Linked DNA regions of Mus musculus: all the other regions are linked to region 5. A link is a loop called in an ENCODE intact Hi-C map of the cell type or tissue named here. Cell type or tissue: left cerebral cortex. All regions are shown on one strand.

Region 1 (5,000 bases), 210 kb after region 5:
TCTTCTAGCCACCACTGGGATTTTTATATAATAACTTGTGGCTTCTGGGAGGAACATTCTTTCTCCATGTACAGTACCTCCATTCAAATTCATTTTAATTCTATTTTAGTGAACTTATAAATAAGTAGACCTCTACATTACTTTTTCAGCTTTCTTAGTGTTATTTGTTCCTCTCCAGCCTCTCTCCCTCCATAGTACTCCCTCCTCACTTCCTGCAGCCACTGTCTAGTAGTGCTAACTGTGCTGTATTTTAAACATTTATCTATGTTGAATGATACATGCCCCTTGTAAATGTGAATCTCTAGAACTGATGGTTTGTCTGAGATATTAGTAGATAGTTGAAGGGAATGAAACTGAGTTATCTGCAGAGAGATAACAGGACTTGTTCTATCTTTGAGAAAAATATTTACAAAACTTATTTTCACAAAGACTTTAGAACACTGTGAATTTTATGAATATCTGCCCATTTTTTTCTTGCCAACTTCTCAAAGGCCAGAACTCAGTTTGTAGTCATATGCTTATTTCCCTAAAAACAAAAATACCATGTAGGGGGTGGGAAAAAAAAAGTATGTCTACCTTGGAATTTTGGTTCAGTTTAAGAGTCTGAAGAAGGAATTAGGGATGAGGTGGGGATGGGGCTCTAAATATTTGGAAACCAAGGTGTTGTTCTAGCACTTAGTTGCCTCAAGCTTTTTGTCCACATCTGTCCTGTGTCTGTGAGTCTCGTGGAGCTCTAATATAGCAGTCAGGGCCAGGCAGGGCCTGGAAGATGCTCCCAGAGCAGCAAGTAGTACTGAAGAGCCATGCAGCTATGAGGAGAGGGTAGTGCCTGTCTCCTGCCAGCCCTCTGCTCCAGTGTGCCACCATCTCAGCTCTGCTGGGGACCTCATGCTATTCTCTAGCTTCTTTCTGTTATGCAACCAGAAGGCCAAGCACTCTACATTCCCTCGTCCCGCTGCTTCTGGGAACATCCACTTAATGTCAGGAGAGAAAAGCCTCAGTGTGCTTTCTGTAGTCTCTAGAAACAACTTCATTACTACCCAAAAGGAAGAGAGCTGTCCTGGCTGTTTTTATGTCAACTTGATATAAACTTGAGTCATGTGAGGGGAGGGAACCTCAGCTGAGAGATTGCCTCTGTAAGATAAGATGTTAGGCAAGTCAGTAAGGATGTGGAAGGGTCCAGCCCATTGTGGATGGTGCCACCTCTGGGTTGGTGGTGCTCAGTGCTGTAAGAAAGCCAGATGAGCAAGCCATGGATAGAACCCAGTAAGCAGCATTCATTGGTGGCTTTGATGCAGAAAGACCTGGATCCGTGTCTCTACCCTATTTGGGTCTGTGCCCTGGCTTCCCTCAGTGGACTGTGACTTGGGATGCATAAGCCGTTCCTTCCCAAGTTACTTTTGGTCACGGTGTTTCACTCTACAGCAAGAGCAATCATAACTAGGACACAAGGTTAAGTGAATATGTGGGAAGGGGAATGGTGTTCCCTGTGCCCCCTATGAACACTAATGGAAGTTTAAGGCATTAACTTGAAGCTAGACCTTGTTTCTCCCCTTTTCACTTAGCTGTACTCCATCAGTCTCCCCATGTTTGTTAGCTTTTGTTATCCCAATCCCACCACCCTGTGCCTCACCTTTCTCCCGGATGGACGTTCAGACCCCCTAACTGATCCACAAGCCTGCCTCTTATTGGAAAAATCTGCCTTTCTTCCATTCTAGTTTTCAGTACGTTTTGGATGTGTACGCTCTTCAGAAAAGCACCTACAGAATATCTCTCCACAATGCCAGGTGACAGCTAGAAAGCCAGGGATGCCAGGTGCCTGTTAGGCATCTACAGAACCTGCTGTAGGACCCGAGCTATCCACAGGTGTAAGTTCCAATTTTACACCTTGCATATTCTATATTCGTTTTATACATTTTCATGTATTTTGGAGCCATAGCCAAGTCAGTGCTTTAGCGATCGCTTCACATCAGCTATAGGTATTAGGGCTGCTTACCAGTACAGCTTGCCTTCCTAGATGCCACAAGTTTTCAAGTTGCCATCTATTGGCAGCTTAGTTGTTTAACATGCCAGCCATGTACTGCCAGGCAGGAGGAAAACGTTGGCTCAATAGAGAACCAAATCAACCATGCAACCTGTCACTTATGCTTTTCCCAGAAGACATTTTATAAACCAGCTGCCCAGCATGGGTTTTTTTCTCCTATTCCTTGGCTCTCTCCCCCTCTTTCTTATTTTTAAGAGCATGAGATTTGCAGCATTGATTTCCACAGACACTTGATAACACTGTCCCTAACTGCCAGAAAGTGTGGATGTTTGGCAGAATGCTGGTTTCCAGGGTACCTCAGTGTTCCTTCTAGCTACAGCCGTGTCAGAGAGGATCCCTCCTGACGGGGTTAGTTATTTGACGTAAGCTTTTATGCTTGAGAAGTGAAGTGACTTTAAAAAGGCTCTAAATTGTGAAGCAGCGTTTCGGGACCTGCTTTTGCCTATTTGGTTCTGTTGTTCTGCAGAATCTCTCGACTATGAGTCAGAGACCCACCTCACAGTCATACGGCTTACTCTTACTGCAGTTGTCTCCTGGAGACAGGTCCCAGAAGTATGGTGTGTGGCAGCCTTCCCCAGGAGATTACTGAGCAACCATGTCTTTGCAGTAGTATTTCCAGAGCGAACTAATATTTACATTGGCTTTTGTTTAAAAGAAAAAAATCCCTGGGCATTTCCAAGAGAAATTGGTATCACAAACATCACCATCGCTTAACGTTTGTAAATATTCTCTCTGGACTTCACTGGCTCTGTCCACCAGAATGGTTCAGACAGCTAAGGTGTCTGAGCATGTCATAAGCAGCTTTTCCTCACTTATCACATTAGATTGGTTTTTCCCAGTAAGACTTTTGTGGGAATTTACTCTCCCTGAATTTTTGGTTCCTTGCTTCCCAGTGACAGTGGCATCTCTTAAATGTTTCAGCAAGCATCCTTTCAAAGTACATGTTTACTGAAGCTTGCTGTCATAAGATCTTTAATTTTATTTTGTTAATGAGCAACACGTCCTGGCATTTGATAGTGTTCTTTCCCTTTGCACATGATTAGCATACTCCAGGCCTTTCTATCTGAATATTCTCTCTTGGGTTAGAGTGAACTATGGCCCGTGCAGCACCTGCAGGCTCTACTCTGTCTGTGGCTGCTTCAATTTCCAGGCTCACCTGGTGTTGTGGTTCTCGGGACAGCTCAGTCACCTGAGAGTCACTAAGGCCCTAGAGTCTGGCTTTTACTGACAGCATTGCATCCCAGTGGTAGGTTCCCCAACCATCACAAAGATTTCTTTGCCTCATTTTGATTTCTTCCTGACTATCTCTGCTAAAGCATTCTATCTATAAGTTTCAATTTTATGTTCCTTTAGATTGGAGAGAAATGGCCAAGTAAAACCTTAGAGTTCAAGTTTTTTGAATAGTGTACATACATACATGAATATATATCTTTTAAAAGACTCACTATCCTTTACTGTAGCTAAACCAATTTAATAACAAGTTTTTATACATTTTTACTTTATTTCTTGATTATAGTTCTTAACAGAAAGAGGCAAACTCTCTTCCAAATCAGGATGTAACAGACTTAGCATTTACAAATATTCTATGTTTGGAACTTGGTCCATCATCGGCAGAGTTTAATTGCCTCTTGGAATAAATAGAAAGCTTACCTAGATAACTGGTCTTCGACTTTAGAACTTCACAAAGCCAGATACAATATTACCTGCCAGGAATTTTCAGTCTGCACTTTTACATTCCCAGTGACCAGTGCATACTGGACAAGCCATTCTGAGATAATAATAATAATAACTAGTATGAAATTCCGACTTTCATTTTAAAGCATGAGATTTGAGAGACAGGTGGCCTACTGAGATTAGAATTCTACAAAGTTCATTTTCTCCTCTGGGATACTGATGCAGAGTGAGTTGAAAACTTGGGTTTGAAATTTAAAAGATAAATGATCCAAATAATGATGGAGAGAAAATCGTTCATAATAAGTTGATAAAATTTTATGAATAACTGGAAGACAGGAGCTTCTTGGTCCCCAAGACAAAGTAATGAAATGAAAACCTTAACTTTACCTGAATTGATTAGTGCACATGGTATACCTGGGCGTTTGATTGTTTGTTTGTTTGAGACAGGGTTTCTCTGTATATCCCTGGCTGTCCTGGAACTCACTCTGTAGACCAGGCTGGCCTCAAACTCAGAGATCTGCCTGCCTCTGCCTCCAGAGTGCTGGGATTAAAGGCGTGCGCCAACCATGTCCGGCTGGTATACCTGTTTTAAATATGACCCTGCTCCCAATTTATAAGCATAACTATTACATGTTAATAAAAATTTAAAGTGTTTGTAGAGATGAAACTTTTTAACTACTCTGATTTGATCACTGCATATTGTATACATACACACGCACACACACTGAGAGACAGAGGCAGAGACACAGAGAGACAGACAGACTCAGAGAGAGAGACAGAGAGAGAGAGAGAGAGAGAGAGAGAGAGACGAGACAGAGAGACAGAGAACAAATTGCTATATTGTACCACATAGGTTTATATACTTAGAATAGCGATGTGGTTGACAGGAAGCCTTTCAGCCTTTCTGAGTTTCAGTTTCCTCATAAATAAAATGCTGCAATCTCATCCCCAATGGGGCTTTGAGATAAGAGTTAAATTAAATTATACTTAAAGGACATTTAGTTCAATCTTTGGCACAAGCTATGTAGATAGGTACATTGATACATATAAAATGTATAGATGGTAAGTTGGCTGGTTGATGGACATCCAGACAGATGATACACAGAGAGACAGCTGGATTGATAGGTTGTATACATACTTCTTTGCTTACTTGTTGTCAAATTCCTCTATATCTCAACTGACCTACTTCTAAATGTGGTTATAAAACACACTGTTGGTTTGTTTGTATTTTCTTAGAAATTCAGAAGCTAAGAAAAAGCCTAACTCACCATATACTTTTCTT
Region 2 (5,000 bases), 420 kb after region 5:
TGACATAAATTATGTTTCTAGATTCCTCTCCATTTTATTTATAGAGGCAAGTGGTCTTTCACTGAACCCAGAGATCACAAATTCAGATAGTCTACCTAAACAGATTGTTCTGGGAATCCCATGTCTCTGCCCCTGAAGACTGGAACTACAGATGGGCCACTATTCCCACGTTGCTTTTATGTGGGTGGTAGGGACCAGATGCTGCTCAGTCCTTCCATGCAGCAGGGTGTATTTTATCTACTAACTGACCTAGACTGCATGACTTTGGAGGGTAATATATAGAGAATGGTTTCAAATCAATATCTCTCTCTCTCTCTCTCTCTCTCTCTCTCTCTTCTTTTCCTTCTCCTCTCTCTGTCTCTCCCTCTCCCTCCTTCCTCTCTCTGTCTCTCTGTCTCTCTCTCTCTGTCTCTCTCTCTGTCTCTCTCTCTGTCTCTCTCTCTGTCTCTCTCTCTGTCTCTCTCTCTGTCTCTCTCTCTGTCTCTCTCTCTGTCTCTCTCTCTGTCTCTCTCTCTCTCTCTCTCTCTCTCTCTCTCTCTCTCTCTCTCTCTCTCTCTCTCTCTCGGAAAGCTAAATCTCTCCACAGAACTTCCCTAAGCACATCAGGATGTCTCATTGACTGTAGATTTCAGAACTGTCTCTTAGAGCACCACCCCCCCTCCCATGGTTCTAAAGGGGTAAAATTAAGGTCTTTCTAGAATTCTGACATTGTTGTTTGAGTTCTGTAAGGTCCAAACTAGCTTGGCAAAGAGACGGGAATCACATTGTTAGTCAGGGAAGGCACACAAATCAAGGAATGAAGGATGACATCTCCATGCTAACCTGTGTGCATCTGGTGACAAGTGCCTTAGGCACCTACAGAAGAGCAGTGGTTGGGAGCACATACTTAGGGACATGTTCACAGAAACAGAGCATGTTGCCTTTCAGACTTTCTTAACTGTTGGGGTCGTGGGGCACCCATGACTCAGAGGATCCAAGGTTTAATGGACTAACTGCCCATGTTTTTCTACGATCTCCCTACTCTCTTTCTGATATCACCTTTCAGAATTTTGCTCATTCCAGCTGGAAACAATGGGCAGGTTCATACATTTTCATGGGACTTATAAGGAAACATATAAGGTTATAATTGGTGGATGTTTTCCTTTGAAGGAAAGATCTTGGGGAACTATAGCCAATATCCAATATTTTGAGAAGCCTCATTCTTAGGCATTCTGTGTTCTGTTCCTCCTACAAATGTCTGAGGGGGAAGAGGTGTAAGAAAAAACTTCATGTTCCAAATAGTTCATAGCTTGTGCGACTTCAACCTAAGATTCCTTTTTAAGATTCATGAAGGCCTTGTGAGAGATTTGCCTCTCTAATACTTCTGCTTCTGCCCACAGATTGCCTTCCCAAAGATGGTTGCTAGCTGCTGTCGCTTCCTTTGCTATTTCTGTCGAATTAGCCGGCAAAATCAGAAGGCCATGTTTGAGCATCTAAGTTACCTGCTGGAGAACAGTAGTGTGGGTCTAGGTATGTGTGGCACGAATTATAATTCCCACCTCTGGACCCAGGCATCCACTCTTCCTCCTGACTACTTAGGAGAAAAGGGGAAAGGATCCACATGTACTCTATGATACATGTATGTGCAAAACCAGAGCCGGCCTATTCTAAAACCAAATGTGTACAAACATGTCTGAGCTCTCCACTCTGTGTATAGTTGTTGCTAGTAGCTGCATTGGTGACTGAGTCAATCTCCCCTCTCAGGCCCAGTGGCCTGTGCTTTTTAAAATTCTGTCTAGAATTGAGAATGTAATCTGAGGGCAACATCTCTCCCAGCCCACTCAGCTGATCAGTGAGCCGAGCTCTTAAGACCAAGGTCATGCATCCAATCCTTTCTTGGCAAGCTTGCTGCAGGAGTCATTCCTGACCTGGCCCACCAGCCAAACAGCAAATTCTGCCCTTAGCAGCGTAGCAGACTGGCCAAGAACAGCTATGGATGAACAACATGATAATGGATGTAGACAAATAGTAGCTCATCACCACTGTGAGCTAAGCAACTCACTGTGTTACCTGACTCAACCATGTTGGATATAAACCAAATGAATTATGGAATACACAAACCCATGCACTTGAAATCTGAAACCTTACTTTTGTTTCCTTTTTTGTTGTTGTTGTTTCGTTTATCAAATGCAACCTCAGGCTATCTAAAATAGTCTCCTGTTCCTCTACTTCCTCCTCTTCCTCCTCCTCTGCCTCCTCCTTGTAAGCTGCCATTTGAAGTTTTTAATAATTATAGTCTAAGAGCTAAACAAACCAAAAATAAATATCACAGACAACATTAGTACACTAATGTAACTCTACGAACTCCTGCAGTTGGGGACTATTTTTAAACTCCAAGTGGTAACTCCAAGATTTTCCAACTCATTTCAGCCCAGACAATGAGGGAACCTCTGAGTCGTTTGAGTAATTACCAAGTGGAGACCCCAAGCTGTTTTGTGTTACAACGGTACTCGAAACTACATAGTCGCAACCCACTCTGCAGAGTAGTTTCGAGTTAATTAGTATACATGTGAGAAGGAAGGAAAACAAATATAACTTTCCTAAAGCCAGCAGCCCTCTGAGAACAGCCACTTGGGCCAGGTTTCAATGTATTTGCTGCCCTCTCGTGTTCATGCTTGTGCACTGCAGTCTCAGATCAGACCAGGGTAGCCTTAATGGCCAGTTTCTTTTTGCTCCACCCTCAGCGTCCCCATCGATGAGGGGGTCCACCCCACTGGATGTGGCAGCCTCCTCTGTGATGGACAATAATGAACTAGCACTGGGCTTAGAAGAACCGGATCTTGAGAAGGTAACTAGTTGTTGGGAAAACAATGTGTTATTTTTCTCCCAACTCAATAGCAGCCGCACAGAATAAACAAGCCAATGTCTGAGTTTGCATTCAGACCCACTTCATACTAGTAAAAATGTGGTATATTATGAGAGCCTGGCACTACTGTAGTCATACATGATCCTATATGAGCAAAGATGGCACCACTATGGTCATGCATGATCATGTATGAGCAAAGGTAGCCAGCTGCTTAGGCATAAGAGTGTGGACATTTTTGTTCTTCAGAGGTGGAAGCTCGTTCCACCTGTCTACATGGAATATCACTTGGAGGCCTGTGGATCTTAAAGAAAATGTGTCCGTGTGATCTAACTCATGAGTCCACATATGAAAGAGACCTAACAGGAAGCTGTGAAGTCAGTATGCTGCACACAGGCACGTAGCTGCCCTCTACTGGGATTCTGAATACAGTTCCTGATAGTGGAGATGGCCAAGCGGGTCTGTCCAGTGTTAATAAAGATGCAATGCTCTATGAGTTAGAATAAGCACTCTAGAAAGGTCTATGCTTTCGGTACCGAGTATTGTATATATCTTTACTAGGGGTGCTACATTAAGAATTAGTAAGTGGAATGTTTAAGTCTATTAAAAAAGAAAATAACCATAGTGTGCTTTGGTGAGACTTCAGTAAGTATTTGATTGGAAATCTTTCCACGATGGAATTACTTGCTTGACTGAATGGCTGATAAAACCAACCATCTGTGTCCTAAATGTGGAAAGCAACCCTGATGGGGTGGGAAGAGAGTGGTAGAGGGCAAAGGCCATCCACACTCTACAGTGAGCAGCTTTGAGAGAACGAGGGGAAAAAAGCAGACACTTAAGAGAATGCAATGACAGGGGTGTATTGAGTTTTGGTCTTTCGCTATTTATTGAAATGCTAAGTGTGGGCCTCCAAGAAGAGAGAGTCTGAACTTAAGACACTAAGTGGCGCCACTAAGTTATTTCTGATTGGTAAGTAAAGATGCCAACAGCCAATAGGTGGGCAGAAGAGACATAGGAGGGGCTTAAGTTTCATGGGCTTGGGGTCAGAAGAAGACCAGAAGGGGAATAAGAAGTGCAGGAGGAGAAAAGAAAAGCCACCATGGGTTAGTAGTCAAGAGAATGTGGCCCTGAGATTGCCCAACTGGAGTTAAGAGCAGCCCAGATGAAACATAAGTAATAACCTGGGATATCAATAGGAAAGTAGATTCTAATAGCATAGACACTAGGCATCTGCCTAGCTATTGTGCTGTTTAAACATAAATAATCCTTAAGGCTTATTGTAAATATAAAGGTTGTGTGTTTTAATTATCCAGGAACTCAATAACCAAGGGTAGGGTAGAAACCCAGGGTCAGAATTAAATAATTACTCCAACAGGATGAGCAGAAGCTAATCAGCTAGCTATATTGTTGGGGAAACATGCCAGGAGTGTTTAGGGTTTAGCCAGGAAAGTCCATGTCCAGGATAGCAGAAAACCAAGCATGGTGGAAGCATAGAGTACAAGGAAGTATGGTGAGAAGGATGATGGGAATGGCCAGAAATTGGACTTTACTATAATAGAAGTTCACTTGTGTGACCCTCAGAACAAGTTTTATCATTACTGTTGTTGTTGTTGTTGTTGTTGTTGTTGTTGTTGTTGTTGTTGTTCAGAAGTCATGGAAAGGAAATGGAGGTATGGAGACTATGTCATTCCTCAGTGCCACAGGGAAACTAAATTAATTAAAGTTAAGCTCAAGATCCCATGCTTGTTCTAATTATATTATGGCATATCCCTGGAGAACCATGAGTAATAGAAACACAAAGGCCCCCAGCAAGGGAGCAGCACAGTATGTTGTGTGGTTTAGAAGGCTTCAGTAAGGAAATTAACTGGATAGAAACAAGACCTGGGGCAAGAATTGCCAAGAATTACCTTCAATAATCCAAGCATGAGTGGGTGCTGACTTCAGTTAATATTGACACAGAAGATGTGAGAAGTGTTTAAATCTTGAAGACCTAGGGAAGACAAATAGCAACCATTAACCAAATATTGGGTTGGCTCTCTTGCAGATAAGCCCAACCCACAGCTTACAGGTCAAATGCAGTTGAAGAGGGGTGTGAATGCAGTCCAAAACAACACTTTATAAACTTCAAGATGAGGACATTTTGTTTTGCATGTTTGTA
Region 3 (5,000 bases), 200 kb after region 5:
CACTCTGCTGGTACAAGGGTAACCCACTATAGAAATCAGTGTAGAGGTTCCTACAGTGACTAAAAATAGAGCTGTCACATGACTCAACTATACCATCCCAAGTATGCACAGGACTCTTAAGTCTAACCATAGAGATACTTAGACTTCCACATTTATCGCTGTACTCTGTGATCACAAAAATTGGAATTAGTTCTGATGCCTATCAGAAGATGGGTGAAAAAGGTGAATAAAAGGAAATGTGATATAATGAAACTTTATTCCTCCATGAGGAAAATGGAAACTGGGCATTTATAGGGAAACAGATTATGTTAAATATATTAGACAAATATCATGTTTTCTTTCATATACAGACTCTACGTACAGGTATAGAAATTCATTAATACATATACATATTTATTAAAATATAAAAGAAAGCATGAGAATGCAGATAAAGATCTTTGGCGAGGAGAGTGTAATGGAATACATGTGACATGAAAGCAGAAGAAGGTATAGTTTTGTGAGAAGGAACAGGAACAGCAAAAAATGTCAGAAGACAGTGGGAGGTGGGGTGAATCAGAACAAAATGTAATGACGTATGTGTATCAAAAATGCCATAATAGAGCCATTACTTTACATGTTAGCCTACAAAAATAAAAAGGATGTACCCATTCACCCGATAGAACTATTAAGGAGGCATATGAGTTTGTAATTAGGAAGAGATTTGTACCAGTGCCTTGTACATCCTAAGTGCTATAAGCCTTTACAATCCATTTCACAGGACCAGACACACATCAGAGGCTTAGGAAATGCTGACTCACTCAGTTAAAATGCTCCTGTAATGAATTAAATTAATTAAAACTATATTACCAAAGCATGAATTTGAGGATTGGGACATTTGCATTGGGACATTTCAAGGAAAAAAGTAAGGATAACCAGAAAAAGAAAGTCAGATATAAAAGTGTCTTAGGTATTTTTCTCATGCTGTGAAGAAAAAACATGGCCGAAGCAACTTATAAAGAACACATTTAATTGGGAACTTGCTTACAGTTTCCGAGGCTGAGTCCAGAACTATGGTGGGAAGCAGTAAAGCGAACAAGCAGGCATGGTACTAGGGCTCAGCTAAGAGCTTACATCTGATCCATAAGTAGGAGGCAGAGAGGGAATGGGGAGAGACTGGTCCTGGTGTGGGCTTTTAAAACCTCAAATCCCACTCCTAGTGATACATTTTCTCCAACAAGGCCACACCATCTAACTCTTCCCAAAGCAACTCTGCCAACTAGAGACTATTCAAACATATGAACCTTTGGAGCCCATCTTCATTCAAACCACCCACCACAAAAGGATTAGGCAGTGAGTAGACATTTTTAAGAAGCAAAATGAACTGATACTGTTTCAAATGATACTGTTTTCTAATTCCAATGTACTCAGAAAACTGATTCTGTAGATGTTTAGTCTTTGATTTTTATTTGGACTCATTTTCTAGCCCTGTGTATGTATGGTCTATTTTGGTAAATGCCTCATGTTGTAGATGCACAACTGTATTCTGAAGCCATTGGACAGAATGTTTTATGAATACCAAGGTGGTTTATCCTAGTACCCAAATAATGGCATATTAATAGTGAATTTGATCTTTGATCTTCTTGTTCTGCAAATCACTGTAAAGCGCTGTGGAAAACTCACTTAGTGATTTCTCCCTCCAGTTCTGTCTGCCTCATTTCACAGCCTTTAAAGTTCTATTATTAGGCACAAATACATTTAGGAGTTTTACTGGTTATTGATAAATTAATCACTTTCTTACCAAATAATTCTATTTATCCTTGGTCTTGTAATACTTTGATTGATATCAATATAGTTAGAAACATTTTTACTCTTCCCCTTAGCATGGTTCATTTTCTATTACTTTGTTTCCAACATGATTTTGTCTTTATGTGACTGTTTTTGAAATGTTTTCTTTATATTAAAAAAAAAACAGTCCTGCTCCATTTAAAAACCTGTACTGTTTAATAAAATGTCCAGTCTATTTACATTTATTGTGATAAGCAAAGCTCTAGCTCTTCTTGTATCTAAGTGTTAGGATTACAGGTGTGTGATTCTGTGTACTTATACATATACTTATACCATTTTATGTGTAAGCTTTGAGCAGTTTCTTTAAGAACAAGATAAAAATCCTTAATGAGTCATAGTCTCCCTTCTCTCAATACTGCACTGCCTTAAAAAAGTCCTTTGTGCTGTTGCTAGGTATGTTATTTTCACATGGTATAAGATGTCATACCCTACATTCTTAGTATAGCCAGTTGTCTTTTAAAGAAAGAATAAAAGAGGAAAGGAGTCTTTATATCAGCATAATTACATTCTTAGTGCTTTTCCTACTTTTCTCTAGGTGCGCAGATTTCTATTTGGCAGCGTTTCCCTTCAGTTTGAAGGAAGCCTTCTGTATTTCTTCTCCTGCAGCTGTGCTGGAAACAAAGCCGCCCACACCGTGTTCCACTGAAAGCTCTCCGTTTTGTCCTTACTGTTAGGGGCTATTTTCTTAGGATGTAGAGCCTCAGCTTCACTTTATTTTCTTTCAGCACTTTAGAGATGATTGTTCACGGTCATCTGTCCTCTGCTGTTTCTAATGAGACGTTGGCTCTCATTTTTAATACCATTCTTCTTCTCTGTCTAATAAGTCTTGTTCTGTAGAAGGTTTCACTATTTTTCTTTATCTTTGATTTTTAGCAATTTGAAAGATGTACGTGAAGATGGTTTACATTAGATTTATCCACTTGAGTTTTTCTGAGTGTTATGGCTCTCTAAGTTATTTTATTTTGTCAACTTTGGAATGGGGACAAGGGGGCATTATGACTTTAAATATTTCAGCTTACTCTCTTTCTGAAACCAGTGACTTACAAGATAGGTTGTTTTAGATTGCTCCACAATTATTGCCTACGTGTTCATTCTTGACATATTTTAACTTATCCTTTAGATTTATTTCCTATTTATTTATTTAACTTCTCTTTTAGTTTACTTCCTATTGATTTATTTTACGTTTTGTTTTATGTTTCTCAATTGTCTAATTATTATAAATATTAAACCTCTTTAAGAAATTTTTATTTTAGATAATTTTAGCTTTAAATTGAAGTTTTTGAGATTTTCTTGATGTGTGTGGGTGTTTTTCCTGTCTCACATGTGTGACATGCTGGTGGAGGGCAGAAGGCGGCATCAGATCTCTGGAACTGGAGTTACAGATGGTTATGAGTCACTATATGGGCACTGGGAATCAACCCCATGCTATCTGGAAGAGATATCAATGCTCTTAACTGCTGATCCCTTGATCCCTTGTTTTTAAATGTTACGTTAGAGCTCTGCACGTTCTCCTGAGATTTTCTATTCACTGACCATTCCATTTTTTCCTACAAATTTATGTTTATAATAATTATTTAAAGCCCTTAAGTATTAGTTTTTAATAACTGTTTCTGGTGGTTGCCTGATTGTTCTTATCTCTCATGTTTCTCTTTTTAAAAACCAGGGTGCCGGGGCCAAGAAGCGGGAGTGGGTGGGTAGGGGAGCGGGGCGGAGGGAGGGTATAGCGAGCTTTTGGGATAGCATTTGAAATGACAAACAAACAAACAAAAACAGGGTTCCATTGTGTAGCAGAGGTTGGCCTCACCATCCACTGAGTAGCATAGGCTAGCCTTACGCTTTACTACTTCAGCCTCAGGCTTCCTGATGCTTTTTTTCCTTTTAGTGTCTTTTTAAGAAACATAGCTGTATTCTGGACATTGTACTTTTGTAATTATTCTGCTTCCTTTTATCTTCCCCTGGAAGATTGTATCTTGTTTTAGAAAGTAGTTAAATTATGGATGGGTCTCCTACTTGTTCTTATACTGCCCTGGTGTATTTTAGCTTCCTTCCCCCCCCCCACACACACACACTTTAGAGTATACTTCTTATGTGTGGAATTTAATTTTTCTGGGCTTCAATAAAAAGTCTTTGTTTTCTAAGCCCCTCTTCAACACCAAATTTCGCCACCCTAGAGCTTAGTAGATGCTTGAGTCTTTGCTCATAGTTGGCATTCCAACAGTTGTTTTTCTTGGCATACCTTACAGTATATCCTGAACCAATATTCAAACCCTTGACAGTAACCTGTGATGGTTCTCTTTTCTGGAATTCCTCTATTCACTTTTCAGATATTCTGATAACAACATACTCAAGCCTTTGACCACATAGCACTGTTTATACAAACAGCCAGTGAACAGATCTGTACCTTTATGAGGAAGCATAAGTCCATATGAATAGTACCTGGCTGCCTTTCTGTTGCAGGAAATATTTAAAAATTGCACCATCCTGCTCTCACTGGCTACTCTTGGGCACCGGAGACCCCACTGCCTCCATGGCTAGCCCCAAGCAGAGACCGCCCATCTCTCAGTTCTCTGACTCAGACTCTGCTCACATTCCCAGCCATCCAACCCCTGTGGTCAGCAGTTCCAAATCCCCGTAACCCGGTAAAATCAAGACTCTAGAGGCTTGGAATTACAAGTCAGATTTATATCAGTAAATGCTCACCCCACAAAACGTCCACACAATTTACTCAGAGCTAATTGATATTGGTATAAGTTGCCCGCCTAGATAAGACAAATTGTCCTGCAATTATCCATCCCTTATATGATATGCATAGATACCTGTGGCTCTTTAAAGCAACATGGAATCGGAATCGTCCTTTCTTCCCTCTCTTTCTATGCTCTCCTGCAGTCTCCAAAAATCTCCACCGGCCTACCTTTTCCACTGGCCAATCACAGGCTCTCACCTTATCTTGTGCCTGCCCTCACTTGCATATAGCCATCAATCCACACCTTTTCATCTTTAAAATGCTGTGTGTTGCCCCCACTGCCTCGGAAAAGTTTATTTTGAATATTCATTCAGAGCATATTACTCTTACTGGCATCATATTCCTCCACCATTAGCTAAGACCCAGGGATGTCAGATATAAAAATCCTGTTGTAAAGAAGGAATTTCCACAAGAGCGCTTCTAGGCATCCAGA
Region 4 (5,000 bases), 390 kb after region 5:
GGCAAATTTATCATTTGTCTAAAGAAGAAAAAAATGTCCCAGGTTTAATGTCATTACTTTTTATCTTATTCCCTACACCTATCTATCTTGGAAATCACTTTCAGATCATCTACTAGAGAAATAGACTGTCAAGATATGATAGGTGGAAACACCACTTTGGGGGTTCACACATCTTATTGCCCTTATATTAATCGCCCATCTTTGTTAGAATGTCTCTGAGGGGAGTAGATTATTCCAATTTATCAGTGGAAGCTTTCAATCCTCTGAGAGAACATATGGTAACATGGCTCTGGCAGTCCTGGTCAGTCCTATCCCATAGCCATGCACATGTTTTGGCTTTGATAAACTCAAGCCGATTGGATTGTAGAGCCCCCACCCCACAAAAAAAGTGACTAGAGACTCTCTGTGGTTGCCACCAAATAAGTGCTAATAGCTTGTACTGACCCACATATCTCCTATATAACCTGCTGCGAATGGATTCTGGAAGTGGATGCTTTTTTTGACAGTGTCTTATGGATAGGGATCCCACAAAGTGACCATGTCATGTTAAGTGAACCGAGTCAGTCAGATGAAATCATTCATCATCTGCCTCTGAACAGTCTCCTTCTGTGGAGGAAGGGGTTCAAACACCAGGAATTACTTCCTACTCCTTCTGTGGAGGGAGGGGTTCAAACACCAGGGATTACTTCCTACTCCTTCTGTGGAGGGAGGGGTTCAAACACCAGGGATTACTTCCTACTCCTTCTGTGGAGGGAGGGGTTCAAACACCAGGGATTACTTCCTACACAACTGTACCTCAGCACCAGAGCAGACAGATCATGTTCTGTCTTTTTGGATAGAATCCATACACTTTGTCTGCCCTTTAATTTCAAACATGGCTGCTTTCAGCCAGATCACATAGACCTTTGAATGCAATCCCTTACCAGAATAGCCATGTTGCTAAATTAAAATTCCTTTACCATAGCCAATTGTAAAAATGGTTAAAATCCTATTAATTAGTGATAACTTGCCTATGTCATTCCTTATGTGATTCATCTTCACAAAATAAAAAGAATTTAGGTGATTATAGTGAATTTACCAAACACCTCCACATATACTAGTTACTAATGTTATTAATGATGTTAGCATCTTCATTTCTTCATTATTCAAGTGAGGGAAATAGGAGTCAAAAGAATCAAGAGATACCAGTTCAATGATTCCTTTCTTTCTTGGATCCAGAAATTTTTCCTGGCCACTGGTTAACTGAGATAACTGAGTCAAGTGAAGCTATGACTTCCCTTCAGGTCAAAAATTTCTTCTCTTCCTACAGTGCCATGCTGTTTCCTATGTCTGAGCAGATTAATAACTGCTCTGAGTCATCATTGGCAATGAAAGTCAGAGCCCAAAAGCATGCAGAATTTTAGCGCTTAAAAGTCAGTGATGCCAAAGATTTGGACTAGAAGCCGCCAGGTGAGGTGGTGGTAACCCCTCCCTGAAATTTGCTTTTCTGAGCAGTTGGTGAGGATCAGATGGTCTCAGGAAAGGGAGAACAATACTGTTCTGACATTCATTTGAATGCTGCTAAGTAGCTCTGTGTTAAAGAGATTTGCTGAAATTAACTACAAGTCGTGGCACCAATGAAAACTGTCCCTATTATCAAAGAGCTATATAATAATGAAATAATATAGCAATAGCCCATCATACCAGGTCATATTTTTATGTCTCTGTCTAGCAAATTCGTAAGAGAGAGCGCTTGCATGCTAAGACTGGACTGCAAGCTGCCGTTAAAACAGAATTTCTTTAAATATAAATGGGTAGCTGTAGCAACTGAGTTATTTCTCCAGAAGAGATCAAGCAGCTGTTTCTCTTGAATTCTAAAGTTAAGAAAAGAAAATCAGCTATCAGATTTTACAGATAAAATGTGATGTACCTATGCCTTCTCCGTGGGAGATTATTTTCCTCATCTTCTCTGTAAAATGCCTCAAAGGATATTTAGTCTCTCAAGCAATGCAAGCAAAGGAGACAGGGCCCCCTGCTGACATGAGAGACCTTGTGCTGACCCACTGTAATACAGCAGTGAAGAGCAGTGTTAAGAACTAGATGTAGGAATGAGTCTGTCTGAAGGAGGTACGATGCCTTCTGTTCTCAGCCTGTGCTGTTTGCACAAACACTGCCTCCCTCTCACAGCCCTGAGCTGGCATTCTTTTCCCCGGACATGCTTGCTTTCCTCTGCCACTCCTCTGATATAGCCCAGACCAGAGGAGTCCCATCAAGTCCCAAAGCTGCTACTTGAGGAAGCATTTGCCTTGTCACTGAATGGTATAACAGCTCTAAACCAAAATTCTCTCCAGTTGAATGCTACAGCTTATTTATGAACACTCCTGAGGAGAGAAAAGTGTTCTTTATAACCAGAATAAGGCCTGGGCTCTGGTACAAATGAATACCAAATGAGTTCACCACACCAATAGAAGGGGCTCTGTGGATTTAGAATTTAGAAATTTTAGAAAATAAATCTCATGATGGCTCAGGCAATATCATTAGACTTCCTTTCTAAAATTTCTAAATTCTTTCCAAATAGCTGTTCCTTAAGCCAGATGGACACACACACACACACACACACACACACACACACACACAAGAGAGGAAAAAATAGACAGACAGACAGACAGATAGACAGACACAGAGACACACACAACATGAAGAGAGTGATCCTTCCTCTGTGAAGTCTTTCTTCTAACCTTGCTCCTCTTCCTCTTGCCTCAGCATGTCGTGTAATGTCTGAACTTTGAGCGACTTCCCTCCCTATGTGGGGCTTCTATTTACCTCTCCTTACTGAGTCTTAATGTGAGGATTTTTTTTCTATATTCATTCCATTGACCTAAAATTTTTAACCTATAATTGCAAATTATTCACTTTAAGACTCACAAACATAGAAAGTGGAGCCTTGACTATAAAAGTGAAATTAGATCTGGATAGATAACTCTTACAGTAATGAGGCTGGGTTGTAATAATAAAATTCAAAGAAAATTACAATTTATGTCCTGAGGAGGGGTTGGAAACGTGTTGTAAGAATGTGAACAAGCAGATAAAATAGGAAAGAAAAGCATTGTGTTGACAACTCTGCACAAGAATGACAAAAGACAGGAAAGTTCAAGCTGAATCCAGGGATGACAAGTTAGGGTGGGCTGGAGTCTATGGGGAACCGAATGGGATGCGGTGAGGATATAAACACTGTGCCTCAAAGGATTGCTAGTAAAACCCAGTTCACCAATACAGTGCTCTCATTTGCCGTATAAGGCCTTGTGCCGTATAAGGCCCTGTAACTGCATAGATGAAGGATTTGGTGTATATGTGGTACCCACATTACCCTGTGCCATAAGCCCCTCTATAAATACTATTGCTTCTCACATAAGCAAACACTCTTATCCCTATTTTATAATTAAAGACAAATATCTTACCCAAACTCTATGTGGTGGCATTGATCTAAGACATTGATATCACTATATGTATTGTTTATATAAAAATACCGTGTCTTCTGTAAGCAGTGTATGTAGGATTGTAGGCCTGCATCTGCCCCACCACAGGGCACAGCTACATGTGGAGGCGGAGCATGGGGAGTTTGACTGGACTTACTCCAGGCTTCAGGAAGCCCCCAAGGCACCAGGAGCTCTGGCTTGTCCCAGTGGGAATGACTGTCCTTATCTTGGTGGAGGCAGTCTTGGTAGCGGTTATAGCTAGGATTACAGAGAGACCTTCTACTGGAGATTAGGCTTTGGCTCTGTAGATGAGTCCTTCTTCATGGCTCCCCATGGAAGATCTTGATGAAAAGAGAGAGTCCATGGTTCTAAACAGTTTATTGTCATGGTGGAAAATGGATGCCTAAAACTGTACCCCACTTCTCAGGGTAGGCCTGAGAGTAAATACCTTTTGTAGGAAAGAATGTCTGGGAAGAGGAACTTTTATTGGCTAAGCCCTGGGCCTCTAGGTGCCTCATTAGCATGACCCTACATGACCACAGGACACATTTCTTTTATGTGAGAAGCATGGCACACGCTCCAAGTCAGGAGTCTGGCAGGGAGCTAGAAGTCACCTAAGCCTCAGATGTCTCGACCTGCTCTACCTTACCAAACTTCCTGGCATGGTTTTACATCCCACAATTGTGAAAGTTTCATTTTTAAATTGACTTTTATTTCGTATGCATTGCTATTTGGCTGGCCTGTGTGAGGGTGTTGGATTCTTTGGAACTAGAGTTACAGACAGTTGTAACTGTGGGAGCTGCTGTGTGGGTGCTGGGAATTAAACCCAGATTCTCGGGAAGAGCAGCCACTGCTCTTAGCCACTGAGCCATCTCTCCAGCCTTATGTTTCTTGTATATCATTAGTTTGCTCAATTGTAATGAAAGGGTTCTGATGAACAGGACTGGAGAGTTAAACAACCAAGTCTTCCAGTCTTGCTCTGCATCGCTTCTGTAAGGTTAAATACATGCTGGCTCTGTGTCTCAGTATTTCTTGCCTGTAAAGTGAAAAGAGAGTGAATGCTTACCTCGCTTGGTCATTATAAGGATTAGATTATTTAGTATATGCAAAGCATATCTGACACAGTGTGGAATTTCAAATATTGGATGATTACCTCCCATATTCCAGGTGCTGTTTGGAGCACCAGTATGTTTGAGAAAAATAATCTCTCAATCAAGGATTTCATTCAGGGAGACATTGGAGCCAAGGAGACAGAAATGTTCTGGGTGATATAACTTGAATAAGGACTGTAGCAGACAGTATTATACCTCGGATGATAGCAACGGGCCATGTAAAAATATGGAATATACAAATAAGATGTTGACTGTGAAGGAGAATGCTGGTTAAAGATAAGATTAAAGATGTTGGCCAGCTAAGTGTTGGTCAGGAAATAGGGACTATTAGAACCAGAGTAATCACAATAGTTCATAAAAGGGAAAGGGGTAGCAAAAGAGAAGCAGAGAAGCACAGCTCTGAGAAAGATACAGGGTCAGAACTGACTGTATT
Region 5 (5,000 bases):
CTGCTCATTGTGGATGTGGCCACCCCTAGTCTGGCAGCCTGGGGTGTCAAGCTGGGCTCAGCACATAACTCAGGTCCTTAGAAGTCTTGGGAGTCTGGAAGAGATAAGGAAGAGGGGACTATAATTCAAACTTTTAGAGTCTTAGGTGCCAGGAAGGGATAGGGAGGAGGAGGTGACTGGCTCCCAACACAAGGCCATTTGGCTTATTAGGGTGGGAAACTGCAAAAGGCTTACTTTCTCACGGTATGATCTCCAACATCTGTGGTGACTTCTTTCAATGATGAACAGTGATGTGAAAACTTAAGCCAAATAAATTCTTTCTTCACCAAGTTGGTTTTGGTTATGGTGTTTTATCACCATAGTAGTAACTCCAAACTAGACACTTACATAGGAACTTGAAACAGAAACCATGGAGAACTGGTGTTTACTGACTTAAACTCACCTGGCTTTCTTATACAAGGACCGGGTCTTCAAAGGCGACCCCTCCCCCAGTGGGCTGGGCCCTTTCCCATTAATTAGCAATCAAGAAAATATCCCCACAGACTTGGCCATAGGTGAATCTGATGGAGGTAATTCCTCAGCTGAGGTTTCCTCTTCACAGGTGTGCCAACCAAGATTAGTTATTGCTGGAGGTGGTGAGAAATGGCGTTGAAGCTAATTTCAGTGGTCTATACAGTTTACTATAGGTTCACCGGGGCAGAGAGTATTTAAATCAAATGAGGTCTCTTAGTTTCTATGTCCCCATGAATAATTTGGTTTCTATATTCAATGGCTTCTTCCTTTTGGCAAAATGAACAAGGTTTTACGAGGTTTTGGGTCAAAGTGAAGGGGCTAGGTCCTTAACTCGCAAATTGAGTGAAACTAACCAGCCTTCCTAGAATTGAGGACACAGCACCGGCCCCATTAACACCATCTGGGTAACTGGTCACCATGGATAATAATGCATAGCAAAGGAGATGCTTATTTATATGATGGTGGCCATTTTCTCTAATGTTCTAAAGCTTTGTTATTCTCGTTGATAAAACACACCTAAGAGTCCCTGTTGTAGGACAAGTAAGCAGTATTGATTAGATATAGCTCTATTTTATTTCATTAGTCAGGTTTCAGATGTTATACATATAGCACTTAGCAACGCTGTATGTAAAAAGGTATAAAGTGCTGAACGGACTAAAAGGAAAGATTTTCTCTGGCCCCATAGGCTGTCAGTTAGCCACCATGTCCGTCACACGGCCCCCCTCTAGTCAACTGCTCTTGGTTTCCTTGATGACTTACAATGGTTCAAGCACCCGGAGAGTATTTCACTGTTCCCTGGGTTCTGCTGAAGTTCTAGCCATGGCTGATGGCGTTCCTCGGCCTTTCATCTATCAACATGTACTCTTGCCAGTGATGGAGACAAGAGTCTTTATCCAAAGGTTGGGCATAGAGGCAAGCATGAAAGGTAAAGTGCCACAATGTGTGGATGGCATGCTGTATTCCAGGCAGCCTTTAGAGGAGCTGGTAGGTTCAGACCCAGAGCTGCTACTCACCTACATCTTGAGGCACTTTCTTTTAAAACATTTTTGTTTTGCCCAGAAACTACTTGACCAGCATACAGAAGGGACACCCTGCACTCTGTGCTTTTAGAGGACCAATCTCACTGCTCCCAAATCCTAAAAAATCCACCCAAGGTCAGGTAAGGATTAGTAGCCTCCTAGGACACACTGTGTGCTCTCAGCAGCCTCACACTCCCCTGAGTCCAGAGGGCTAGCTCTAAAGTGCAGAGTATGGGTAAGCGTGGGCACAAAGAAACAATTCTGACGCCATCTGATTTCCAAATTGAGGACAGCTTCTTGAAGCTCCCAGGGGCTAGTGAAGCTCTATTCAATGGGGGTGTAGTGTCCTTATCAGATTAAAAAAACAAAAACAAAAAACAAAACCAAAACGTTTATTGAGTTTGTTCTTTGCCAATTTCATGCACGTGTACTGTGCATTCTGATTATTGTACCCTCTCCTTATCAAATTTTAAAGAGTGAATGGGTTCTCTAAAGAAGAGCTACCCACGGGGTTACAAACTTTGTTATGGATGAGCAGTCACCCTCAGTCTCTCCTTGCTGCATGAAAAAGGAACACCCATTATGGGTGGTGAGGTGGTGAGTGGTCAGCGCCCTGCTCCAGATGGGCACTCCCACCCAAATATGAAACCAATACTTACTCTCTCTCTCTCTCTCTCTCTCTCTCTCTCTCTCTCTCTCTCTCTCTCTCTCTCTCTCTCTCACACACACACACACACACACTCTCACACACACACACACACACACACACACACACATGCACCGTGCAAAGTGGACAAATCTAGAGGGTTTGTGCCCAATTTGGGGGCACTGAATCTAAGCAACTGGCCTTTGTGTAAGAGCCATCTTCCCGTCGCCGCGGGGCGCGCGTCTCCACCGAATGTGCGGTGCCGTGCGGTGCGGGGGAGGTTCCACGGCTCCGGCCCGGGTCCCTAGCTCTGCCCCACACCCGCCCGGCGCGCGCCGCGCTGCGCTGTCCGCGGAGTCCGTGGCTGCCGCGCACTTGGCTGGGGCGAGAGGAGAGAGGGGTGGGCGGGCTGCTCGCCTGGCATTGGCGCTCTGCAGTGCAGTCAAGTGTTAGCCCAGCTCCCTATATGGTCGGGGATTAGCTCGGCGCTGCTGAGGCTGAGCGAGGAGCAGGAGGAGGAGGACGGAGGAGGAGGAGGAGGAGGAGGAGGAGGAGGAGGAGAAAGAGCAGCGGCAGAGCAGCAGTCAGCGCACGCCGCTGCCTAGGGGAAACAGAGGCGCCCGAGGCTGGGGCGCAGCGCACGCCCTGGGAGCCATGGCCGAAGCGGGAGAAGGAGGCGAGGATGAGATCCAGTTCCTGAGGACTGTGAGTCTCGGCGGCCGGGCGAGGCGGCGGGCAGGTGGGGAGGAGCGCGGCGCGGTGAGGAGGGGCTGCGCTGCGCCGCGGTGCGGGGCGCGTTCTCCGCACTCGCAGGCTGCAGAGGCGGACCAGCCACCTCTCCGCGGTGAGGGGCTGAGTGGAAAGGGGCCCCTTCTTCAGCCTTTCCCCCTCATTCCGTGCTGCCACCTCACACTCTCAGGTCTCCCACCCGGGACTGCTCGCTCTCCGGGCAACTCGCTACTTGGTCTGAAACCCTTGATGCTCAAACTTCAAGCTGAGCTTGGCTTGTGATTCCTCCGACCCAGAAGATCAGAGGTGTTCCACAACCGGCCTCCTGTCACCTCCACACCTTGCCGGGTCCCTCATTCGAGCTGCCTTTGGGCTCTAGGGGACAGTCAAGAAAGGAGCCAATGGGGCAGGGGCGAGAGTGGGGATCCCGGTCTGGAAACCGGGCGCCTGCTTTTGGTGGCAATGTAGGGACTGATCAGAAGGGAATTCATCCAGTACTGTCCGTCTCCCTTCTCTTTAAATCTCTATTCAGCAACTGCTGCTAAACCTTACTTGACTCACCCGCGGGTGTGTGAGAGCTACTGTTTGTGCTCCAGGCTCCCAAGAACCCTGCAGAATGGGGAAATCCCGGTCTGTGGCTCCGCGTCATCAGGTCCCCTTCTTGGCGCTGGATGGAGGGCAATGCTCCATCCCAGATTTGGGGAACGGGGCAAAGTCCAGCGCTGCTATGCCTGTCTTCCCCTTCGGGAGTTAACAACTCAAGGTGGTCGACCACCTTGAAGGACAGGGGGCAGCAGGTTGCTTCCTAGGGCTGATTTCAGCCACCTGACCTTGAACAATTCATATAATCTTCTCTACGTAGCCTCAGTTTCCTCTCGTGTAAAATGGAGGCAAATGTAACTAGCATTTCATGAAAGATAATTAAATGAAATAGTGAATTCCATAATATTTTGCAACTGACAAATGCTTTATAAGTGCTAGGTGACGAGGTAGGTAGGTCTGGAGAATTAGAATGAAAATCTTACCTTGCACTGTCCTTTTTAAGAGCGCCCTGCTTCTTTCTGTCCTGGTCATAGAGGACGACAACTTTGCTCTGTCCATCTTTTGGAACGTTCCCTCTTGCTTTGCAGTTTCCTTCTAATAATTTTCAGACCCATCCTTACTTCCATTGTCTCTTCTTCAAACACAGTTCCTTGGTCAAGGCTCAGTCTTGGGTCTTGTTTGACGGACAGAGAAGACCAACCATTCTCCTAATACGTCCGAGAGGCCAGAAGCTCGTCTACTTTGTCCTGGTTCATCTTTACACTGTACACAGCCCACCCACTGTCTCAGGGCCCGGCAAACTACCTGTTCTTCCCAGAGCCCCGTGGGACCCTTTTGCTTTTCCTCCAACAGGTGTCCTCAATAGTGAATGACTAACAGCACAGGTGCTTCTGGATTTGTGCCCTCTTCAGCCATGTTGTTTGTTTGTTTGTTTATTATTAAAAGTCTAGGCACAGATAATTGAGGAAATTTTCTTTGGGCAGCTTGAGGCAGCTTGAAGATGAGACTCAAGGAGTTAAGGTTAGAGATCCGAAGCCTGACCTCAAGTCTTCATTTCATGTAGGCTGCTTGTCTTAGCTTCGGTAGCCATCTTCCCAGCCTTCTCTGTACTGGGCAGTGTTGTTGTAGTTGAGAACACCTGTAGCCAAGGCTTAAAATGGCAGTGGTTGTTTAACTTTGTCTCACCAGTTTTCTGGAGATCAGAGTAAATGGAACTCTTTTTAAAGCCAATCTAGAGACTCTGTGGGGCTCAAGCACCCTGATCAATAGTTCATTTGCAGAGGGCTGAGTATCTGCACAGCTCAGAAGGAGAGCTGAGGTCACCAGGGAGTGACTCCCAGGTATGACAAAACCAATTCTTTCTTCAGCAAAATTACCTGGATTTTTTTTTTAAAGGATTGTGAGGTAGTTTACATGAGGTAATCTTAAGTATGATCTTCATCTTATTCTTGCTTGGAACTGAGAGAGGTACAGGAAATCAAACGGCTTGGCTGTGGCTACCCAGCAAGTTGCTGGTAATTGTTATTATGTAATGTTAAGTTTAACTCCCA
Region 6 (5,000 bases), 400 kb after region 5:
CAGGGGGAGGGGTAAGGGAATAGGGGGTTTTCAGAGGGGAAACCAGGAAAAAGGATGTAAATAAAGAAAATATTTAATAATAAAAGAAAATATCCAATAAAATTTTCAAAATACAAAGAAACAAAAGAAAGCCATATAGGAAGCCAAAGACCTGAGCTTGATCCCTAGAGTCCTTGGGAAAATGTTGGTGTGGTGATGTGTGCTTATAATCTCATCCCTGGTAAGGCAGAAATAGACTGATCTCCAGTGCTACCTGTCCAGACATCCTAGCCTACTAGATTAGCTATATTATATTAGCTATATTATATTAGCCGGTGAAAGACCCTGTCTCAAGAAACAAGGTAAACAATACCTGGGGTTGACGTAGGGCCTCCACCGACATGATTACACATATGCACACACTCCTGTGCATACACGTGTACCTCCACACACAAACTCATGTATGTACACAAGCACACATAGATGCACTATAAAACAGAGGAAGGGAAATACAGAGACAGATTTAGCCGACAGGAGCAGCAGCCAGATGACTGCGCACAGTCTGCCCTGAAAGCTAGGCTCCAAGGTAGCCAGTCTAGTGTGACTCAGTTGTGGAGTCCATAGTCTGTTATAAACAGCCAAAGCCCTCCACATCCCATGCGTATCTCTCACTCCCTTGGGTGCCTTAGCAGACGTACTATTTACAAGAACCCACTTCTGTTCAAGAAATTGAAATGTTCTTTACTTAAACAAAATGTAAAGGGAGGATTAAGCTGTAAGAGCCATGACGATAGGGAAATGTGTTCACTATGACATCTGTCCTTTCTGTCCTTAGGTGATGGTGATGGGGACTGACTGTTAATTCCAGTGTAGGACTTAATACGTTGCTGAACACGCAGGAAATGCTAGCTAGCATGTGGCTATAATGATTGCAAAAGAAGTGTGATAACTGGCAAGGAGCTGAAAGTCTTGCCCTATTCCTAGGCTAGGGAAGCCAGAACAGATAAAAACAAGTATGTACATCCCAAAAGTACGTGGAGAGCCGGGGCATGTGCTGATGCTGAGAGCCCTCAGCCAACCTCAGCACCAGTGGATGTTCTTTGGGATCCAGGAACACACATTAGACACGGTAGTTACCCAAGAACAATGTGCCAGAATCTTACAGGCTTTTGCTTTCCTTTCAGACCACCTTGAAGTGTCATTCCCAGCCTGTGGTCTTGTTAAATAAGGTAAATGGGTCCCAACTGTAGATGTTGGGCCAGAGAAACATTGGAGAAGCACAGAGAAATTGACCTGATTAACTTGCCTAAAGTTGAGACCTTGATGTTCATGGATCTAACTTTCCCCTGGCTTTCTGCATTGCTAAGCAATAGATACTTGATCATTTGGTATGTTTGACCTGAAGAAGCTCCAAGATAGAGAACACATAGGATAGGAATCCCTTCCCCTGTAAACCTTGGTAGCTGAATGGAGAATATGTGACCATGCCATGTGACCTCTGACAGACAGTTTCCTCTCCACAAGCAATCAGGACAATCATCACAACAAAGGCCATGCGGTTCCCAGAGCTCAACTCCCCCATCTAGGTGATTAGTGGTGTGCACTGACGCTTTGATAATGGCCACTTACTGGCATCAGGAACTGCTGGAATTTTGAGATTTTGTTTTATTTCTTCAATCTTAGGCTTTACTCGTAGGAAAAGCAAGCTGAATAACATTGAAATTGGACACTAAAAGTGGTAGTAAAATCTTGCTGCTTACCCATTTAGCCCAGTGAAGCTACAGGCTTTCATTTGCCGCTTGAATAAATTATTACCACTCTTTCAAGAGCACAGCACATCTCATAGACATATACTTTCAGATGCAGACAGAGACACAGAGAGGTGGTTGACTTGTCTGAGGACACACAGCTGGCCCTGCCCAGGGATTTTACTACTGTACTCCAAGAGGAATTTTATAGGGTGATTTTATTTTATTGGTAAAGAAAATGAGATTCTAAGAAAGTAATCTGACCAAGAATGTCAGGAAAAAGAACTAAAGCTTTATAGGTTTCAGGATTTTACATCTGATTCTATTTCATGACTTATTAAGAGAGTGTCTAGACAGTAGGCATAATGTAAGTTTAAGGTACTAATAAAATATCTATTTTTCGGAGGGTTATGAAGGTAAATAACTCGAAATGATAAAATACAAGGAATAGATTCTAACAGCCTGGGGCATCACCGTTTAATAACTGTGATGTTAGGTAAGTCCTTAGCCTCTCTGTGTTTGTTTTCTTTATATGTAAAAGAAAAGTAACGAAGAAGGGTTTGATAAAATAGTGCTGACTTTAATACTCTGAGGCTAGAACTCCTCATTCACCTAAGCTTCTGCATTGAGTGTAAAAAGCATAGGCCATATGAACTTTCCACATTTAGCATGTCAGTGCTTTTAGCAAACGAGAAACAGAAAACCCAGCTATGGGAGAGGAGGCAGAGAGGGGCCACACCAACGGACGTAACTGTAGAGTTAGAGATGGAGCCATCTGCTGGGATGGATTGAGCCAGTAGCTGTGCCCACTTCCCACAGTCCACTTGTTCCAACTTTGTTTTTAGATGAGCAGTGGGATGCCAGCTACAGTCTTAATGGGCTTCAAATATATTCCTTACTGTGTCAAAAGGATGATGAGCAAGACAGCTTCTCCTGCTGTTCTACAGGCTCTGTGACCACCTTTGATTGACTAGAAAAGTTGGTCAAAAGCCAATCCATGATGCACCAGACAACTTGATCTAAAAAATAGATTCTGAGTGACTCAAGTTGATAGAACCTATGCTTGAAATAAAGTTGGATCCTTGAGAAATATTAACCACAGAGTAGAGAGGGACCCTACCCAAGCAGGGACTTAAATACTCTTAAGACAGAAGAGCCAGGTGAGTTCTACATGGTGGTGTATATGCTGTCTATCGCCTGCAGCATCACCCCTTTCTCAGTGGAGGGGCTCAGTAGGATGTAGGTTGTAATGGCATTTGATTTTCAGAGGTAGAGGCAAACCTGGCTTCATGAAAAAGATAGCAAGCACTTTGTATGATCTCTACGTGCTGTCCATCAGTCCACAGCTATTCTTTGTGCTTAATGTTAAGTCTGGCTTAGCTTTAAGCTCTGGGCCAGTTGGATGAAGACCTCAGCTTTTTGAACAACCTGATGAGAGTCTTAGCCTCAAAAAGTTTTAAAAATTCTCTACTCAAGACCTAGAATCACAGTGTGCAAGCTTCCTAATCACTTCTGTAGCAAGTAACCACAAACCTACCAACACCCCTAACAGCACAAACTTACTACCTTACAGTTTCAGAGGTTATCAAACTGAAGTGACTGAGCCTGATTGCCCTCCTAGAGGGTCAGTTCTTGCCCTTTGACCTTCTAGAGGACCACGGCCTTCTTAGTGGGGTAGAGAACATCCCCACTAAGACCCGCTGACTCTCTCACCTCTTCTCTCAAAGACTCTTGGGATGAAATAAGCCCCCAAGTCATCCACAGTAATCCCTCTGACTCAGAATCTCTCAGTTAGTGTTATCTGCCGCGTCCCTTTTGCCCTGTGAGGTAACACAACTTCTGCAGATTGGGATATGGAGGTCTTTTAGTGGATGGGGGTCCATTGTTCAATCTAAGAATAATAGGAAAACAGAAAGCAGAGTTCAAAAATACAATTACTACCACCATCGCCATGACAGCCTCTTAAGCTGGGGGCCTATCAGAGGCTGTTGGCAAGTGCTGAACTGATATAGTAAATCATCGTCTCCTATATATGCTTTTTTTTCTTAATTGAAAATGGAGAGATGGCTCAGTGGTTAAGAGCACTGACTGCTCTTCCAGAGGTCCTGAGTTCAATTCCCAGCAACCACATGGTGGCTCACAACCATCCTTAATGAGTTCTGAAGACAGCTACAGCATACTTACATATAATAAATAAATAAAATCTTTTTAAAAAAGAAAATAGTTTTTTAATACATTATATTTTGATTATAGTTTCCCCTTCCCCAGCTCCTCTGAATTCCTCTCCACTTCCCCAGCCAATGAGATCCATCCTCTTTCTTTGCCCTCTTAGAATACAAACAGGTAGCCTTCCCTTGGAAACTATCCACACCTGTTCATGCCTCTGGTTGTCTACAGCATACCACAGGCTGACTTTCAATCACCTGGGATTTTAAATAGGTACACATTGTTTAAATACACAGAATTTTCTGTTCCATTGTACTGCGAACATTATAAACCTCAGTACATTATTAACCTCAGTACAGTGTAGTTTCGTTTATTCTATCTCCTCGGTGTAATTGGAATTTGTTTCTTCCAAGCTGTCCCAGATTTAAGACTATTCTCAGCAATTTAACAGTACAGGTGTGGGATTTGCTTTGCCAGTGGCCATCACATTCCCTTTGATAGGAAGCATGGAGTTCATCGAGTGATGACCATTTGCCTTGTGATCTAAATTTGGAGAGAAAAGAAAAAATATATTCAGAAAAGGATTTGAAAGTTCTAGACCCCTGCAGTTGTAAGACGGAAACCTGCACCATGAGAGCAAATGACCCTTTTTTATTTGTGGTAGTTAAAGGAGAGGTCTTGTGACAATGGTAGATGATTCGTGATTTTTCCTGTAAGGGTCACATATGGACAGCTTAGAGTTCTGAAATCAAAGGAGCAGGTTCTAAAATGACTGGTGGTGCACAGGAAACAACTGAATCAGACACTCCCAAGTGGGTGTCCTAAATCAAGCTCGGATGGGAAGACACTCTGTTTCTTTTGCAGAACACAGGACTAGTGCAAAAGTCAGGGAGTGAAGAAACTATTGTCATCCCCCATGTTCCCTGGAGTGTTAAGTCTTTCTAAGAAACACAGTGCCTTCAGCGTACGGCCCTGTGAGATAGCTTGAATAATCATTTTAAATGTGACGTGTCAGTCATGTATCTGAGTAAGTTGCCTATGTGTAATTACACTAATTGCAAAAATTAAATGCATTAGAGTATTAATAATAATAATCTCATCAGGGAA

The links. A loop is a pair of places that touch in the nucleus more often than their neighbours do. Peaks named below come from ENCODE experiments on the same cell type or tissue, not always from the same donor. Only the 100,000 strongest peaks of a DNase experiment are listed, where the experiment ranks them.
Region 1: a loop joins it to region 5, with 2.0 times the contacts of the local background. A loop is called at or near these places in 2 of 42 quality-filtered maps.
Region 2: it touches region 5 in a loop (2.9-fold over the local background); 8 of 42 quality-filtered maps call a loop at or near these places.
Region 3: it touches region 5 in a loop (2.0-fold over the local background); 2 of 42 quality-filtered maps call a loop at or near these places.
Region 4: a loop joins it to region 5, with 2.4 times the contacts of the local background. A loop is called at or near these places in 5 of 42 quality-filtered maps.
Region 6: it touches region 5 in a loop (2.8-fold over the local background); 8 of 42 quality-filtered maps call a loop at or near these places.

What each region holds. Positions count from the first base shown.
Region 1 is chr2:113,006,738-113,011,737 of GRCm38, reverse strand. All of the region lies in intron 2 of Ryr3 (ryanodine receptor 3), which reads left to right. Among named protein-coding and RNA genes, the nearest start is that of Ryr3, 210 kb to the left of the region's middle. In left cerebral cortex, no CTCF peak of the experiment used is centred here; DNase peaks (open chromatin) are centred at 2,206 and 2,485.
Region 2 is chr2:112,797,812-112,802,811 of GRCm38, reverse strand. Ryr3 (ryanodine receptor 3) reads left to right here. Exons shown (of 104, transcript NM_001319156.1): 41 at 1,380-1,509; 42 at 2,724-2,827. Among named protein-coding and RNA genes, the nearest start is that of Gm22676, 300 kb to the right of the region's middle. In left cerebral cortex, a CTCF peak has its summit at 2,652 (motif pointing left); DNase peaks (open chromatin) are centred at 161, 1,339 and 2,653.
Region 3 is chr2:113,017,515-113,022,514 of GRCm38, reverse strand. All of the region lies in intron 2 of Ryr3 (ryanodine receptor 3), which reads left to right. Among named protein-coding and RNA genes, the nearest start is that of Ryr3, 200 kb to the left of the region's middle. In left cerebral cortex, no CTCF peak of the experiment used is centred here; a DNase peak (open chromatin) is centred at 2,420.
Region 4 is chr2:112,819,988-112,824,987 of GRCm38, reverse strand. The region is part of intron 38 of Ryr3 (ryanodine receptor 3); the gene reads left to right. Among named protein-coding and RNA genes, the nearest start is that of Gm22676, 320 kb to the right of the region's middle. In left cerebral cortex, a CTCF peak has its summit at 2,038 (motif pointing left); DNase peaks (open chromatin) are centred at 2,080 and 4,305.
Region 5 is chr2:113,214,823-113,219,822 of GRCm38, reverse strand. Ryr3 (ryanodine receptor 3) reads left to right here and starts at 2,740. Exons shown (of 104, transcript NM_001319156.1): 1 at 2,740-2,883. The coding sequence starts at 2,833. In left cerebral cortex, a CTCF peak has its summit at 2,412; DNase peaks (open chromatin) are centred at 2,515, 2,883, 3,237 and 3,406; H3K4me3 peaks cover 1,979 bases; H3K27ac peaks cover 1,416 bases.
Region 6 is chr2:112,813,708-112,818,707 of GRCm38, reverse strand. The region is part of intron 38 of Ryr3 (ryanodine receptor 3); the gene reads left to right. Among named protein-coding and RNA genes, the nearest start is that of Gm22676, 320 kb to the right of the region's middle. In left cerebral cortex, no CTCF peak of the experiment used is centred here; a DNase peak (open chromatin) is centred at 2,571.